Regions from separate parts of the Homo sapiens genome. Here all the other regions are linked to region 2. The links are chromatin loops, found by intact Hi-C in ENCODE. Cell type or tissue: ascending aorta. All regions are shown on one strand. Links, peaks and the distances in the headings refer to the core of each region. The heading gives the core; the rest is flanking DNA.

Region 1 (5,222 bases), core at 1,116-3,615, 140 kb after region 2:
CATCAATTTGGAAATTTTTGATTTCTGTGTGACTAGTGTTTCACTATAAAATGATTTCCATTCTTTTATTAGGCTTTCTTGTTCTTATTTGTCAATTTGATTATAAATTGTCAGCAGTAAGGTCTGCTTTCAAGATTTTGTCATTGTGATCATGTTGTCACTTTTTACTCATCATCATGGTGTGGTAAATTGGAAATCATGGCCAAAATATTTTACAGTTCCTCTCATCAAGGTGCAGTCCGTTTCCCCACTCCTTGAATGTGGGTTAGTCCCCTGACTGGCTTTGATCAGTAATAGGAGGGTGCAGAAGTGGTAGTACACCAGCTCTGGGCCTGGCCCTTCAGCAGCCTGGAAGCTTCTACTTTCACTCTCTGACATATTGAGTCATCATAGCAAGATGCTCAACTGCCCTGCTGAAGGGACCCCACAGAGAGGGAGAAATACTCAGCCAGCCCACACCTGTTGCAGCTGTCCCAGGTGAGGAGCTAGATATAAGAGCCAAGCCATCTTGGCATTCCAGCCAGAGTCCAGCCTCTTCTTCATGACTATAAGCCATATGAGTGACCACATGGGAGGTGGAGTTTAAAATCTTCTAGCTGAGGCCTGGAGGGAAGAATCATGTGCAAAGAAATCTTTGCCTTAAGCCATTTTTGAAGGGGTTTTTAACACAGCAATAAATAGCTGAAACACATGGTGATTACTGTTATCAAAATGAAGCATCTACCAGCTTGAGGAACAATCTTAGACCTGCAGTTTCCTCTGGAACTGTAACACAGATGGTATTCTAGATAACACACTTTTAAATGCAAGGTTTTTTTTTTTTCTTTTTCTTTTTTTTAGAGTAAATGAACACATTGATATACATTAGCTAAAGCCCTACTTGGCGCTAACATTTTAAAAGCCTTATACATTTTGCATGCCTTTTGACCAGAGGTCAGCAAATGTTTTCTGTAAAGAGCTATATGGTAAATATTGTTGGCTTTGTGGGTCTCTATCACAGCTATTCAACTCTGCCACTGTAACAAGAAAGTAGCCACAGCCAATACAAAATAAATGGGTAAAACAGTATTCCAATAAAACTTTATTTAAAAATACGTGCAGTGGGCCAGATTGTTCAAGAGTCCTAGTTTGATCACTCCTGCTTTTGACCTTACTCACCTGCAACTCCTCATCAGACAGGAGAAAGTGGAGAATATCAGCAAAGGACCTTGTTTAACCTGATGAAGTTAGTTAAAGGGAAGAGATTAGTTTGATTAGCCTCCTTTATCACTTTGCTTTGTTAGTAATGTTTATTGGGAGCAGATTAATTAGAAGAAATATGTTCAAGGAGCACATCTCTTGATAAACATAGATGTCTAATGGCGCTTAACCTTTAAAATGTATGCAGAAAAAGCTTTGCATGTTATTGCTCTTCATGTCTTTTGGGGGTGCTTCAGGTATTCAGCTGTTAGTGCCATTTCAAATTGCAAACTCCTGAAAAATGAATAATTTATCAGCTGAGGGATAGTTTTCATTGCACGGTGTGCCTGACATTTGGAGCTATGAACATCTTAAAAAAGAGGAAAAAAGTGCTGGAAAGTATTACATTTGCTTGGAAAGTTGTAAGGGGTCTGTGAAGAAACAGTTTGTAATCATGGGTCTCGAAGCCTGAGATTGGTTTCATAAAGGCAAATAAAAGCACAAAAGTCATGGTGAATTTGATCACATTATAGATGCTTCTGGTGTAGATATACTCTGTACCATTTTGGTGCTTATAAATCAAAAGCAAAATAAAACTAATGAGAAAACACCATTGATCCAGCAGCAAACGCTCGGAAATAACACTACGCTCCATCGTGCCAGCAAACTGAAACGCTTTTGTGGGAGGTGGGAATGAGAAGGTTCAGAATTGGAATCCCTGGCTCACGTGGGAAAATTTAAGAACGAACTATGGTCAGCTTGTCCTGGCAGTAAATAGGAGGCACACGTTTCTGCAGATGTAGGAAGGGCATACCTATATTCTTGTAAGGACTGAGGTTGTTTAGAATTGTATAGAGAAGGCGGACTAATTAGATTAAACAAAACTCTTGGCTTAATATGAAGGAAAATGACTAATAGTTAAGTCTATTCAACTATGGTGTAAACTCTCAGGGGAAAGAGTGAGAGCCCCACAGCATGACTCATTTGATGTAAGCAGCAGAAACCACTGTGGAGAACTACTATTTCTGAAATAATCCAAACTACATCAGAAAAGGTTATAAAAAGACTATTTAGCAACTGAACAACACATACTTCTTTTTCATTTCAATTGTTGTGATTTGGAGTGAGAGGGAAACGAGGGGTATTATGATAATTATAATAAAACAGTTACTTGCGTTCTGAGATCTAGTTTCTCTAGAGAGCTTGTAGTTTAACAAATGAATCTGACACCCCTACTGGGCAGGGAATAATTGGCTTAAATCCCTTTGGTGTATTTACTCAGGCCACTAGATTGCTTTTTCTAGCCTGAAGAAAGCTTTGACAAATTATGATCACCAACATTTTGCTAGCCCAAAAAGTGCTTTCTGATTTTCCAGCTTTACAAGCATTCTCCCCTTCTCCCTTTCTTACTTCACAGCTTTGCCTTTCAGGTCTCACCTCCTCTTCCAGGTCCATCTTTTTCTGCTGTCTTCATCCACTCTTATTTAGTGCTCACTATGTTGCAGGCATTTGAGTTACAAGGAAGATAGACCCAAGTCACTGCTGTCAGACTAGTGGTAAAGATAATTATAATAAAGGGAATTCAGGGCAGGAGGTAGATATATGCACAGGATGCTACCAGGAGCGGGTTCCTTATTGGAATTTACAGGGAATGTTCATAGGTGTGCCGGAGACAGAGAAATTGTGGAGGGCATTAAGGCAAAGCTAATGATCTTGGAACTTGTCCGGTAAAACGGTGATTCTCAACTTGATAAAACATCAGAATCACTTGGAATAGAATGTAGACATGTAGGCCCCACACCAACTAATTTAATAAAAACATGTGAAGGTGAGGATCAAGCATAGCTAATTTAAAAAATGCCCCTCAGTTTATTCTCAAGTGAGGCTGAGTATTACAAATTACTAGGGAACCCAGTGAAAGTTTTAAACTGGGAAGTGTTGTGGCCTGACTTGAATTTTCAATAGGTCACTGGCAGCTATGTGGAGGATGCGTTGGAGGGTGGAAGACCAGTTAGGAGACTGCTGTGAAGTCAAATAGAATGAGGGTCTTGAGGATCTGAACTGTATTTTTGAATATGGGATACCAAAGGACCCTATACAAAACTTATTCAAGAGGTGGAATTTGCAGGATGTCATGATGAGTTGACTTTATAAGTGCTTGATGAGTCATAGAAGGGACAGCCAGAGAGGATGAGACGTAGGTTGGGGAGGATACACTTTGTGTATTTCTCTTCCATCCCTGCTTCTCCCCCCAACACACCTAATGCACATTGATACGGTTTTTGTGTCTCTCCTAGAGGTATCATAGTTTTCATATGTTACTTTTAGATGTATTTGTCTAACTTTTCTTTCTTTAATTCTTTTTTGAGACAGTGACACACTCTGTCACCCAGGATGGGGTACAGGTGCAACCCCTGCCTTCTGGGCTCAAGGACATCAGCCTCCCCAGTAGCTGGGATTACAGGCACATGCCACCATGCCTGGTTAATTTTTTGTATTATTTTGTAGACAAGGGGTTTTGCCACGTTGTCTAGGCTGGTCTTGAACTCTTGGGCTTAAGCTATTTGCTCCCCTTAGCCTCCCAGAGTGCCCAGCCTAAAATTTTCAATTCTCATACAAGTTTATTTATTCATCTCAGATTCTGCCTCACCCCCAACCCCCTACATTCCAATACTGGGCCTTCCATACAGCCAGTGACCAGGAGAGTAACATTCATTATTGAGGTAGGCCAGTTCAACTGTTTCGAAAGTTTGTGTTGTATCTCATGAGGGAAGCCACCACCCATTCTCTTCTTCCTATTTGGGAGTGCATGCTCCGGATCCTTTGATTTTCCTAGTGCAGCTTAAAGTCTAGGTTTATATGTGAACCATCCCCTAGGTTTTACAATAATATTGAGGCTAAAGGAAGTACATCTTTGGGATGGATCTCGTCTGCGACTATAGGCTTTCAATCTCTGTGTAGGGCCTCTAGAAATTTGTAGAACTGAAATGAATAAAATTTCTCAATACCAGCAGTTTCCAGCTATTTCTGTGCTTAACAATAGGAAATGTAAGAATTGGCAGCAAACATTTGGGCTGATTCTGTTTGTGTAAAGTGAATTAGAGAATGGATTCTATTACCTAGTATCTTACACTAAAATATGAAGCAGAAGGACACATTTGAAGTACTTTAACCACAATTACATAGATACTTCTAGTGAATGTGAATTTGGGATGATGAATTATTCATTTAAATCCTTTGGTTCTCCTTGTAGGTTCTAACAATGCCAGGTTTACAGACCTTAGGTGTCTCCTAGCCCAAGGGTGGGGAGAGAGGCTCCCCCTCTCTTCTCCTGGTTTCATCCATCCTCTGGAGTCAAGTTATTAGGTTATTAGGTTGGTGCAAAGGTAATTGCGGTTTTCGCAATTAAATAGCTTGGTTGCTGGAGCTCCTTTTTTCTCTTAGGGACTGCTGTGGCTACCCAATGTGAAGCCACAGACCTGTTAAGGCTAAAGAGCAGGTGAACAGTAGTTCAGCCAGTGAATTAGCATTTCAAGGGCCAGTGCTCCAAAGGGCATTGCCCAAGTGAGCAGCTAAGTAGAAGCAGGAATTTACTCATACTGTAATGTCTGTGTACTATTTCTGTGAAAATGACTTTTGAATTGTCTGAAGGCTAAACATTTGGTGCTAAACTTTAAACTTATCTATTTTGTTGTAATTGTCTCTAGAATGTACTTTGCCTGTCTCAATATTAAAGAGATCAAATGAAACATGATTGCTGCTTGATTATTGAGGTGACACTAATTAGGAATATCAATTTATATTTTTCTCTGTTAAGAGGCCCTGAGGAATGACTGTGGTAGATCGTTGGCCTGACTGTTGCATTTTTGTAGGTCCGTATGTGTTTTATAACTTTAGTTAGAAGAAATATGGTGTGGTGGGAAGAGCATTGGTTTTTAAATAAAATGATCTGAGTTCAAATCCTGTATTTTGCTATTTACTGGATAAGTGGTCTTGGTCAAGTTTGTTAACCTCTCTGAGCATATATATTTTTTAATTTTATG
Region 2 (4,286 bases), core at 1,194-3,693:
TGGAACTGACCCCGTCCGCCCCGCGGTGTCTTCCCCTCTTGCTGCTCCGGAATCGCCCTGCGCCCGGCTCCGGCTGCCGGCGCCTCCCGAGCCAGAGCGACACGCTCGCGTTTCCGCGAGCCCGGCGCCCGGGCACCGGAGCGCACAGTTTGCTCCTCTGGACCTCCTCGGGCAGAGGTCCTCTCCTGCTGGGTTCACTTCTCGCCTGAAACCTCAGACCCGGGAGAGAGGCGACTCTAGAGAATGGGGGTGTCCGGGTATGTGTATTTGTGCGACCCCCGCTCTCTCCTCCTAGGGTGGGCGTAGTATTGGGGGCAAATGGTGGAGCGGTGGGGCAATCCACCCTTACCCAGGGATCCTGCCACCGCCTTTTTTAAAGGCAGGGATTACTGTTTTAAGGAGGGCTGACTACGGTGAGGGGGCGATTTCTTTTTCTTTCTTTCCTCTGAACTAGTGGGGAGAAGGAGAAATAGCAGGAATCAAAGTCTACGCAGCTGCCATAGAGGAGGGGGATTGTTTGGGAGACCTTCCCGTGGCAGAATCAAAGCTCGTAGTTCAGCTGCGGGAATCTGGTGTACTTAACACACACATTCATTCCGTAGGGAAGGGAACGCATCTTTTATAATGAAGAGTCAAAGTTGTAAGAAACAATTTAAAAAGAAAGCCACGAACAAACCAAAGATTATTTGCTTTCCCATAGATTTATTGTAGCTTTTATGTGGGTGTGTAGAAAACTTGCATTGCTTCTCTGGACGTTGATTTTCATTTAAAAGCACTAGCAAGTGAAGTCAGTTTTTAAGTCTTATGCTTAAAAAAATCTTGAACACCAAGTGTGAGCTTGGCTTTCATTAATTTGGTGTTCCAGGATTCCAGATAGTAGTTCCATTCTCCAAAACCAGGACTATCACAATCCACTTTTATTGTTTCCAGTTCGCCTCCCAGTACGCTACTTGCCAAATGTCTCCTCCGTTTTCTAAAATTCTCAGAGTAATCCCCCAGCCTCATCTACAGTTTGCACCTTAAGTATCTAGGAAGATTCCTGAGGGCTCGTTCTCCTTGTATTTCCTCTTAAAGTTATATATATATATTTACATGTGCAAAGACACAGTGCCAGTGACTTAACAGAGTGTAGCTCACACAGTTTGAACCTCTCAGAGGCTAGTAACTGCTTATGACTTGAAATAGGTTTGCTGTTAAATTTACTGAGCTACAAATGTGGACTTTATCCTTTGGTGTATTCTTTTCTAACCATCCTGTAGCGCATCTCTGGGGACTTAGTTCAACCATAGATACTTCTGACCATTTTCAGTATTTTTTTCTCTGTTTCAAAGTGCACACACCAACCACTCAACTTGAGTAAAACAAGGATGATATACCAAAACTTGAAACATTCTGATGTAAAGGGATCTGTAGAGATAATAACTTAAGATTAAGTTGTATATGTAATATAATAATACCCAGTAAAAGGCTTAGTATCTTACTTACTTTGAACATATATTCTGCTTTATGCTACAGACACTATAGCAAAAAGAGAACACATTTTCAATGTTCCGTGTCTGACTTATGGAAACAGACATCCTAAATGGACAATAAAATTTTCCCTACCTCCCACATTCCATAATTATGTACTGTACTTTGCTTTTCAATGGAGCTAGCAATTCTGTGGCAGATTTCTTAAATTCACCCTCATGCTATCAGCTATTATTGTACTTTCAAAGTGTGAAATTGACAAGCTGGTCAGTTTCATGAATTCAGCTGTCAGATTGTGTCCAGTTAAAAATTGCTAAAAGCTGTAAATGTGCCTGCCTGGAATTTTCTTTTGTGAAGGAAGGACAGCAAGGGGATGGGGGATTAATGGGTGTTATTAATTGTAGATCTTTAAAAATAGATGGACTCCAATGTGAGTTGTATCACTGGCTGTTACTGGGAAATACGTTTAGATTTTTACTCCTGTAAAAGTGGCATTCAATTTTTATCTGTATCTTATTTTAAATAGTACTTTGCATAGAAATCATCTGTTCTTATAGCCCTCAGTAATATATAATAGGAATAAGATTCAAATAGGAACACTGTCTCTCTCAAATATATTTTAATATAGTTGAGTAATGTATTATTTTTGCATGACATGTAAAAAGGTGGATGAATTAAACATTTTATTGTGTAGGTTATGTAACACAGATTCTTCTTGGGCCAGAGCAGTTGTGCAGTTACTCAAGTAATGAAATGCAGCAATTTATTTTAATATATGTGCGTTAGAGTAGATAACCATAGATGTAAAACTGCTTAAAGTATTAAATACAGTGATTTGATTTGCCTTTTAAGATTGACACTTATTTAAATCCAGAATATCTCAAAGTCTGGAACTAAGAATTGGAATCCCCTCATCTGCTGCTATTTGCTAAGCCACTAGGGGCCTGTATAACTGTTCTTATATCCAGGAGGTATCCTGGTATGGCATATGCAAACCCTTCCTAGAGAGACATTAAAAAAAAAAAAAAATTCAAGTAGGCATTCCCCCAAGTTTTTGTTTTTTCCTTTTTAATACATTAACTCATATTCTGATACTAGTTATAGACAATGATTGAAGACTATTTCAAGAATTTTATTTAGGGCTTCTCTGGCACTATGATTTTCCATATAGAGTGTGAAAAATAGAAAAGAGAAAAGGTATTGGTGCAAATTCATATGTGATTCCAGTTCTCAGTGTATGACAAAGATAAACAAGAAGGAACATTAATAACTTTTCTTTATTGGACTGATAAGGATGTTATTTGCATAATGTAGGGTTAAAAGATAAATGAAGCAGAATTACTTTAAGGGAAGTATAGGCATAGATTGATGATGTGATTAAAGTAGCTTTGTAAGCGCTGTACAAGTTTGTATGGAAAGAAAATCTGAGGCTGTGACCACAGTTTAGTTAGCACTTGAGGGACCTGGACTGAAGACGCACTATACATTTTTAAGTGTCAGTTTCACAGATTTGAAATCGACCAGCCATGGCAATCTTGAGAGACATTAGGCAGTGAGGTCAAGTATACTTAAACTGTTCTTTCGTTGATTTTCAATTTTTCAAACTGACAAGGGTGACTGTTTGTAAAAGAGTACACTGTAAGTATTTGCATATTAGATTTCCTTCAGACCAAACTTGATTTATCAAACCATTGGACAATTCTATTTTTAAAAGGATTCTATGCATAATTAAGAATTCATTAACACAATCACATATGAAAAGTGTCATTTCAAGAAAGGTGAATATTTCAAAGATGACTTCATTTTAAAACTATCCTTCCTTAGTTTACCTTTTATTTTAAAACAACCCTTCTTTAGTTTCATTGTGTATTTGCAGGCAGTATAAGAGTCAAGTGTGTGTGTGCTCTTGTGCTCTAACTTGTGATCCTAGGAGCATCAGACTTAGGTTTACACTTAAAATATCTATGCAGAAAGCCTTTAATCATGGTACCTTTTTAATTCCCAAAAGTTTCTAGGAATCTCGAAAATAAACTTTACGTTTTATGTAGTGTACTCAACTTAGTGGTCACGAAATATACAGGATTTGTATTACATGCCCAGATATATGAAGTGCTAAATATAGATATAATTATCCAGTTTTCCCAGAGTATTCAAAAAATGCTTTACTTTTTCCTATTTTCTTAAAGTGATAATAGTTACATGTGATTTAAACCAAATTTAGTCTGAATCTCTTTTGGTTTTATGGAGTTATTTACCTTTTTTTGTTGTTATTTCATCTTTCTACTGTTCAGTTTCTTTGAAAATATCTTTTAGGAAAGCTGCTTACTTGTGATGGCAAAGAGGCAGCTTACTGCCTCAAGCAAAACCAGTGTTTTAAAACATTCTTTTTTATATTATCAGTGATTTGCCAAGAAAGAGCAAAGAGAAGAGTTATTCTCTCTGTGAACTACAAGATTGAGAATTCCTATGTAACACATCAACTGAAGAAATCTGATAATGTGGAAGAAGATTGCTTAGAAGGAATTTGTCAGTAAATTTCATTTGAACAAGCATCACTTGTTTAAGCTTCTGTAATTTCATGGCACAGTGACATTTCTACCAAAGGATAGGTTTGTTTGGGATACATTTTCTATATGGGTAATCTCATTTGCTTCTAATTGGTAGCTGGTGACACTTATTAAAATGTCATGCTTGGCTTACATCTGTTTCCACAAAGTGTCCAAATTCTCTCCCTTTTTTAAAAAAATAAAAATGGATTTCAACTCTCCACAATTAAGCCCTTAAGAAAGATAGCTAAAAGAATATGTGACTTGTGC
Region 3 (5,222 bases), core at 1,467-3,966, 120 kb after region 2:
GAGTGTACTCTGCATAAGAGGCTGTGCTAGATTTATTGAGGGTTCTATAGGTACAATTATTTAACACGTGAAGAATTATACTTCAAATGATTGCTTGGAGCCAGTCATTGCCTCCCTTCCTAATTCCCACCAGTACCACCATTACTCTTAAGTCCTGTGTCACTTCTCACCTGAAACTCTTGCTGTGGCCTAATAGCATTCTCTAAATCATCCCTGATCCAGTTGTCAGTTAATCTTTCCAAAGCCTGGTTCCATGGTTCCTCTGCTCTAAAACATTAAATGGCTCTTTTTGTAGTTTGCTGAATAAAGGCCATTTGACTTAGATCGCCATCCAAGGCTCTCTGTGACCTATTTTTTTTTAAAGTCTGAATCTTCTTTTTTTTTTTTTTTTTTGAGACGAAGTCTCACTTGTCACCCAGACTGGAGTGCAGTGGCAGGACCTTGGCTCACCAAAACCTCTGTCTCCTGGGTTCAAGTGATTCTCCTGCCTCAGCGTCCCGAGTAGCTGGGATTACAGGTATGCACCACCACGCCTGGCTAATTTTTTTGTGTTTTTAGTAGAGACGGAGTTTCACCATGTTGGCCAGGCTGGTCTTGAACTCCTGGCCTCAAGTGATCCTCCTGCCTCGGCTTCCGAAAGTGGTGGAATTACAGGCGTAAGCCACTGCGCCTGACTCTGAACCATTTTCTTTTGCTTCATCTTCTGGTTTTCCTAATAGAAGATGGTTTCCCATGACTTCAACCAGAAGGTTCTCAAAGTGTGGTCTCTGGACTGGCAGCATCAGCATCACCCAGGAACATGTAGAAATGCAAATTTATGCAAATATGTGACCCAGTCCTGTAATCCTAGCACTTTGGTAGGCCAAGAGTGGTGGCTCATCCCTGTAATCCTAGCACTTTGGGAGGCTGAGGCAGGCAGATCACTTGATGCCAGGAGTTTGAGACCAGCTTGGTTAACATGGTGAAACCTTGCCTCTACTAAAAGTACAAAAATTACCCAGGCATGGTGGTGGGCACCTGTAATCTCAGCTACTTGGGTGGCTGAGACAGGAGAACCACTTGAACCTGGGAAGCAGCGTTTGCAGTGAGCCGTGATTGTACCACTGCACTACAGCCTGGGTGACAGAGTGAGACTGTCTCAAAAAAAAAAACAGAAAAAAAAAAACAAAAAAAAACCAAATTATTGAATTATTGGATCCCCACCACAGACCTACTGACCCACGAACTCTGATGGTAGTACTCACGCATCTGTTCTAAGAAGGCTTCCAGGGGGCCCCGTGCATGCTGACCTTTGGGAGGCCCTATTCCAACCAAACCAGGAAACTCAGGTTTTCCAAAGTTCCTTTCCCACTGCCCTGCCTTTGCATAGAATTCCTGGAATGCCTTTTCGTCATCTTGTTAAAATCCTGGTTAAACTTCAAGGCCTAGTTTGAGACACTATTTCCATGATGTCAGTCTTGATCCTATCTTTTATAGCATTATCTGGTTTTCCTTCCTGGCGCTAATCACTTATTAAATTGTACTAATCATCTGGTGTACCTGCTTTATTTTCCCTACTAATCTGGAAACAAAAATAATAGAACCTGACTCATCTTTCTGCCTTGAGACACCTTGTGCTGTCACTCTTGATGCCTTGCACACAGTAGGTGCTCTAAAAATAGTTTGTGGCTTTTTGATTTTACAGAGAAGACTGAGGAAATTAAACCCTTGCCCAGGAGGCATATAAAAATCCTGTTAAATGAAAGAGGCTCATGCTAACTATTGTTTTGACTTATTGATGCCAAACTAGACTTGAACATTGATGTGTCTTCAGGGAAGAAGCCAAATATGCTAGTGTAAAAAATTCTAACCTCTGCTATTTACCTGGAGAAGTTGAATTAGCCCTGTCATTTCAACTGATGCCAAAAAAGCAGCTTCCATTATTGTGTCAGTAATAGACTTTTATCCTGCATGGAGGAACTTCTCTTAAATCTTTCTCATAGCACTGGTGTGCTTCTTTGCACTGATGTATTTACGTAATGTTTCATAAGAAGTGACAGTTCCTTTTTTAGGTCTTTGCCCAAAAGGTGGCATAAGCAAAGAATGAAAGTCAAGGTGGTTGGCTTTAGGAGAGCCTAAAATTGGGAATGCGAGAGCTCCCACGTAACACAAACCCGGATAGTCTAAGACTCCTACATTTTACAAACCAAGTTATTTCCTTCCTAATACAAACAAAGTATGACAGTTACAATTTATTGTGTATTTACAATGGATTGTGTCTGTCATGGTGATTGTGATGGAACCAGGGGGGAAAGAGTAAGAAATCTAAGCACTTTTGTGTTTTCTTCCTTTTCTTTTCTCTTCCTCCCCGCTTTCAGGCTCTGAAAGTGTTCCAGCTGAAATTTCAGATCGGACAGACTCGCTGCGGCTCCGGAGGCAGTGATTCCAAGCTGCTCGCGCACGCTGCTGCCAAGCTGCAGGATGGTGCACGTAGCCAGGCTGCTGCTGCTGCTCCTCACTTTCTTCCTCCGCACGGATGCTGAGAGTAAGCCATTCTCCCCTTCTCTAGGGGGCTGTGACCATAATGAGTGGTTTTGTTTGCAGTTGGCACCAGGCTCAGGGCCTCTGAATACATTTCCTTTGGAAGTAAATCCTGAGACACTGCGGGATCCTCCTTGGCTACCAGCCAGCCTTTGAAAGAGATTATTGACGTGACTTCCTCACCATTTCCTCTCCGTTTTAATGCCCCTTTTCTTGTGCATCTAACTGCTCCTCCTGTTTATTTATTTTTTTATACCTCTTATCAGCCTGGTAGCAAAGATATTATGAGACCAAGGATATAACTCAAACTGAGGTTAACCAGTTGGTGGTGCCAATAAGTAAACATTGTTCAGACCCACTCAAAATTTCTTTATTTTTGTGGATCATTCCGTGTTTAGAAAAATGCACAATGTCACAATGAGCCTAATTAAACTTCCAAGCCCCTTGTAGCTGTCATAGCAGCTGTTCTAATGTACTGTTTCCGACAGCTGTCGTCGAGTACAGTATTGAAACAAATCAAGCAGAACTGACAACTTTGTGGCTGGATGAAGGGTCTGGAAGTATGAGGAGAATTCTGTGGACTAGAGACACCAAAGCTTGGATTACTGGACTCAATTTATGAAACTGCTATTGTGGTCCATTAACTTGACAATTAATGAGAAGATCACATCTTCCTAATTAGGAAATCATTAGGTCTACCTTGTTTACCTGCATTTATTTTCCCATCTGTCCTGTGGCTTTTTGGAAGAGATAGTATTGGAGAAAGGCATGTCTCGGCCTTGTACTCCCTGACATGTGTGGTTCCTTGGTAGTGGTTTAGTTCATACATGAGTTAGCCATTTTCTTTGGGAATCACCTAGTATGAGTAAAATGTGTGACATCTGCAGTCATTAACATTTCTCTCCACTATTTCAGTGAGATTAAATTTGACTCATGTTAAGGATGTTTCCAAGACAAGTATCCTGTGTCATCTTGGCCCCTTTCTATTAATTGCATTTTGACAGGAATTCCCTCACGAGCCACCAATTGCTTCATGGAAATAGGAGCTCTATTTTCTAAAGAGGTATTTTGAGAAGTGAAAGGAATAACATTAATAAGAAGATACATATGTAATATGCATGTTTTAAGCACAACATTCTCTGGTTAATAATGTATATAGTTTCCTAATTAGCACTTGGGAGTGTCAACTTAAGGTGAAGCCAAGGAATTTCGAGTCTAATGCCAGCAAATAATTAACTGGGAAAAGACCCAAATGTTAGATGTTCTTGTTATTTTAAAGCCATTTATGTCAAAGCTTATTTTAAAGGTGTAATCTAAATTTAGTTTATTAAAGAGAAATTGAGACTATGGTTTTATTATTTTTGTTTGGCTAGAGTGCAAAAGTAAGTTGTTTCACCATTGTTAATTTTTGGCAAAAGCCCATTTAGACCCTGGGAGCCCAGTTTAATGTCAGATCACAGCTAGAGTTTTTCTTAAAGTTACTAGATATAATTATTGTACGTCCATGAAGTTATATTTCCAGATAACTAAAAATGTTCTTCTACTGAGGAGTGATGCCTTTGCTTAATTCTCTGGTGAAAAGTGGCAGACAGATGTGGAGTTTAGAAAGGAAGACTTTTAAAATTGTGTTTGAAAAAACAATCTTTTCTGCAGATAACCGTCATCTTACTGGTTTTCTCCTCCATCTTCCTCTCGTTCTTCTTCATCACACTTCTTATGCTGTGTAGTCTTACAAAAGAAATCACAAAGGCCCTTGTTAGCAATTTTTAGTTAAGATATTTATCATGCTGTATGTTTTGTGATACCAGCTTTCAACCTTAAGATGTCCCTTGAAAAAGAATCTACTCCCTCTCACTCCTCCCATTATAGCTAAAAAGAGGAAGCAGGCTTCAACTTGGCCAAATCAATTTTGATTAGCTTTGTCCTTGTCTAATCAGCCTCCATGTAGTATATTTTCCTTTTCACAGATTCATTTGGCACTCTTGAATAGCATGTGTATTCTGAAAGTTATTGACGAAAGAGGAAAATTTAACCATATCTTTTAAGGTACATTTTAAAAGAAGAAGGGACATCCATTTGCAATCTACCAGAAGATACCTGTGGTTTGTGAAAGCACATGGTAGAGTCGGAGATATCATTTTAGTCACTAAAAATGTTTAAAAACAATTGGTAAAATAGGATCCAGATTATAACTTATCAAATACTGTCATTACCTTTTCTTCAAACACTGAAATAAAAATAAAGTTATAAGTAACACTACAGAAAAATTTGATTTATTCACTATCATATATAAAGATAATATTTTTCAGGCTTTTATTGCCTGGGTCACTGATTTGTTTTCTTATGCCTTCATTAGCACATCTAGCCTTCTTTGTTTTCCCTTTTACCTAACTGTGTTTCGTATTGATCCAAAGGATCAAGAGTTATTAATAGTAGCTTGTCAGAGTCATTTTAGAACTCTGAAATAATTTTTTCAAATGTTTGTCCTCCTTTGAAAAAGAAGACCATATGGGGATGGGAATGGAAAGAAACCACTCTAGTTTGCCATGTTAATTTAATGTGTCCAACTCACTCTCTTTTGAAATGATTAACTCCAAAAAGCCTGAGAGTCAGGGTTATAATCTGCTGTATAGAATGTCATAGCAAAGTACTGGGTGTGATGTTGCATTAAGGAGGAGGGCTCTTATAAGCCTTGGTTCAAA

Evidence for each region. A loop is a pair of places that touch in the nucleus more often than their neighbours do. Peaks named below come from ENCODE experiments on the same cell type or tissue, not always from the same donor. Only the 100,000 strongest peaks of a DNase experiment are listed, where the experiment ranks them.
Region 1: it touches region 2 in a loop (2.5-fold over the local background); 3 of 110 quality-filtered maps call a loop at or near these places.
Region 3: it touches region 2 in a loop (2.9-fold over the local background); 2 of 110 quality-filtered maps call a loop at or near these places.

Annotation. Positions count from the first base shown.
Region 1 is chr9:8,715,464-8,720,685 of GRCh38, reverse strand. All of the region lies in intron 12 of PTPRD (protein tyrosine phosphatase receptor type D), which reads left to right. Among named protein-coding and RNA genes, the nearest start is that of PTPRD-AS1, 140 kb to the left of the region's middle. In ascending aorta, for the core only: no CTCF peak of the experiment used is centred there; a DNase peak (open chromatin) is centred at 2,151; H3K4me3 peaks cover 1,078 bases; H3K27ac peaks cover 2,002 bases.
Region 2 is chr9:8,853,343-8,857,628 of GRCh38, reverse strand. The region is part of intron 11 of PTPRD (protein tyrosine phosphatase receptor type D); the gene reads left to right. Among named protein-coding and RNA genes, the nearest start is that of PTPRD-AS1, 2.5 kb to the left of the region's middle. In ascending aorta, for the core only: a CTCF peak has its summit at 2,391; no DNase peak of the experiment used is centred there; H3K4me3 peaks cover 1,955 bases.
Region 3 is chr9:8,731,082-8,736,303 of GRCh38, reverse strand. PTPRD (protein tyrosine phosphatase receptor type D) reads left to right here. Exons shown (of 46, transcript NM_002839.4): 12 at 2,358-2,524. The coding sequence starts at 2,461. Among named protein-coding and RNA genes, the nearest start is that of PTPRD-AS1, 120 kb to the left of the region's middle. In ascending aorta, for the core only: no CTCF peak of the experiment used is centred there; a DNase peak (open chromatin) is centred at 2,497; H3K4me3 peaks cover 1,073 bases; H3K27ac peaks cover 432 bases.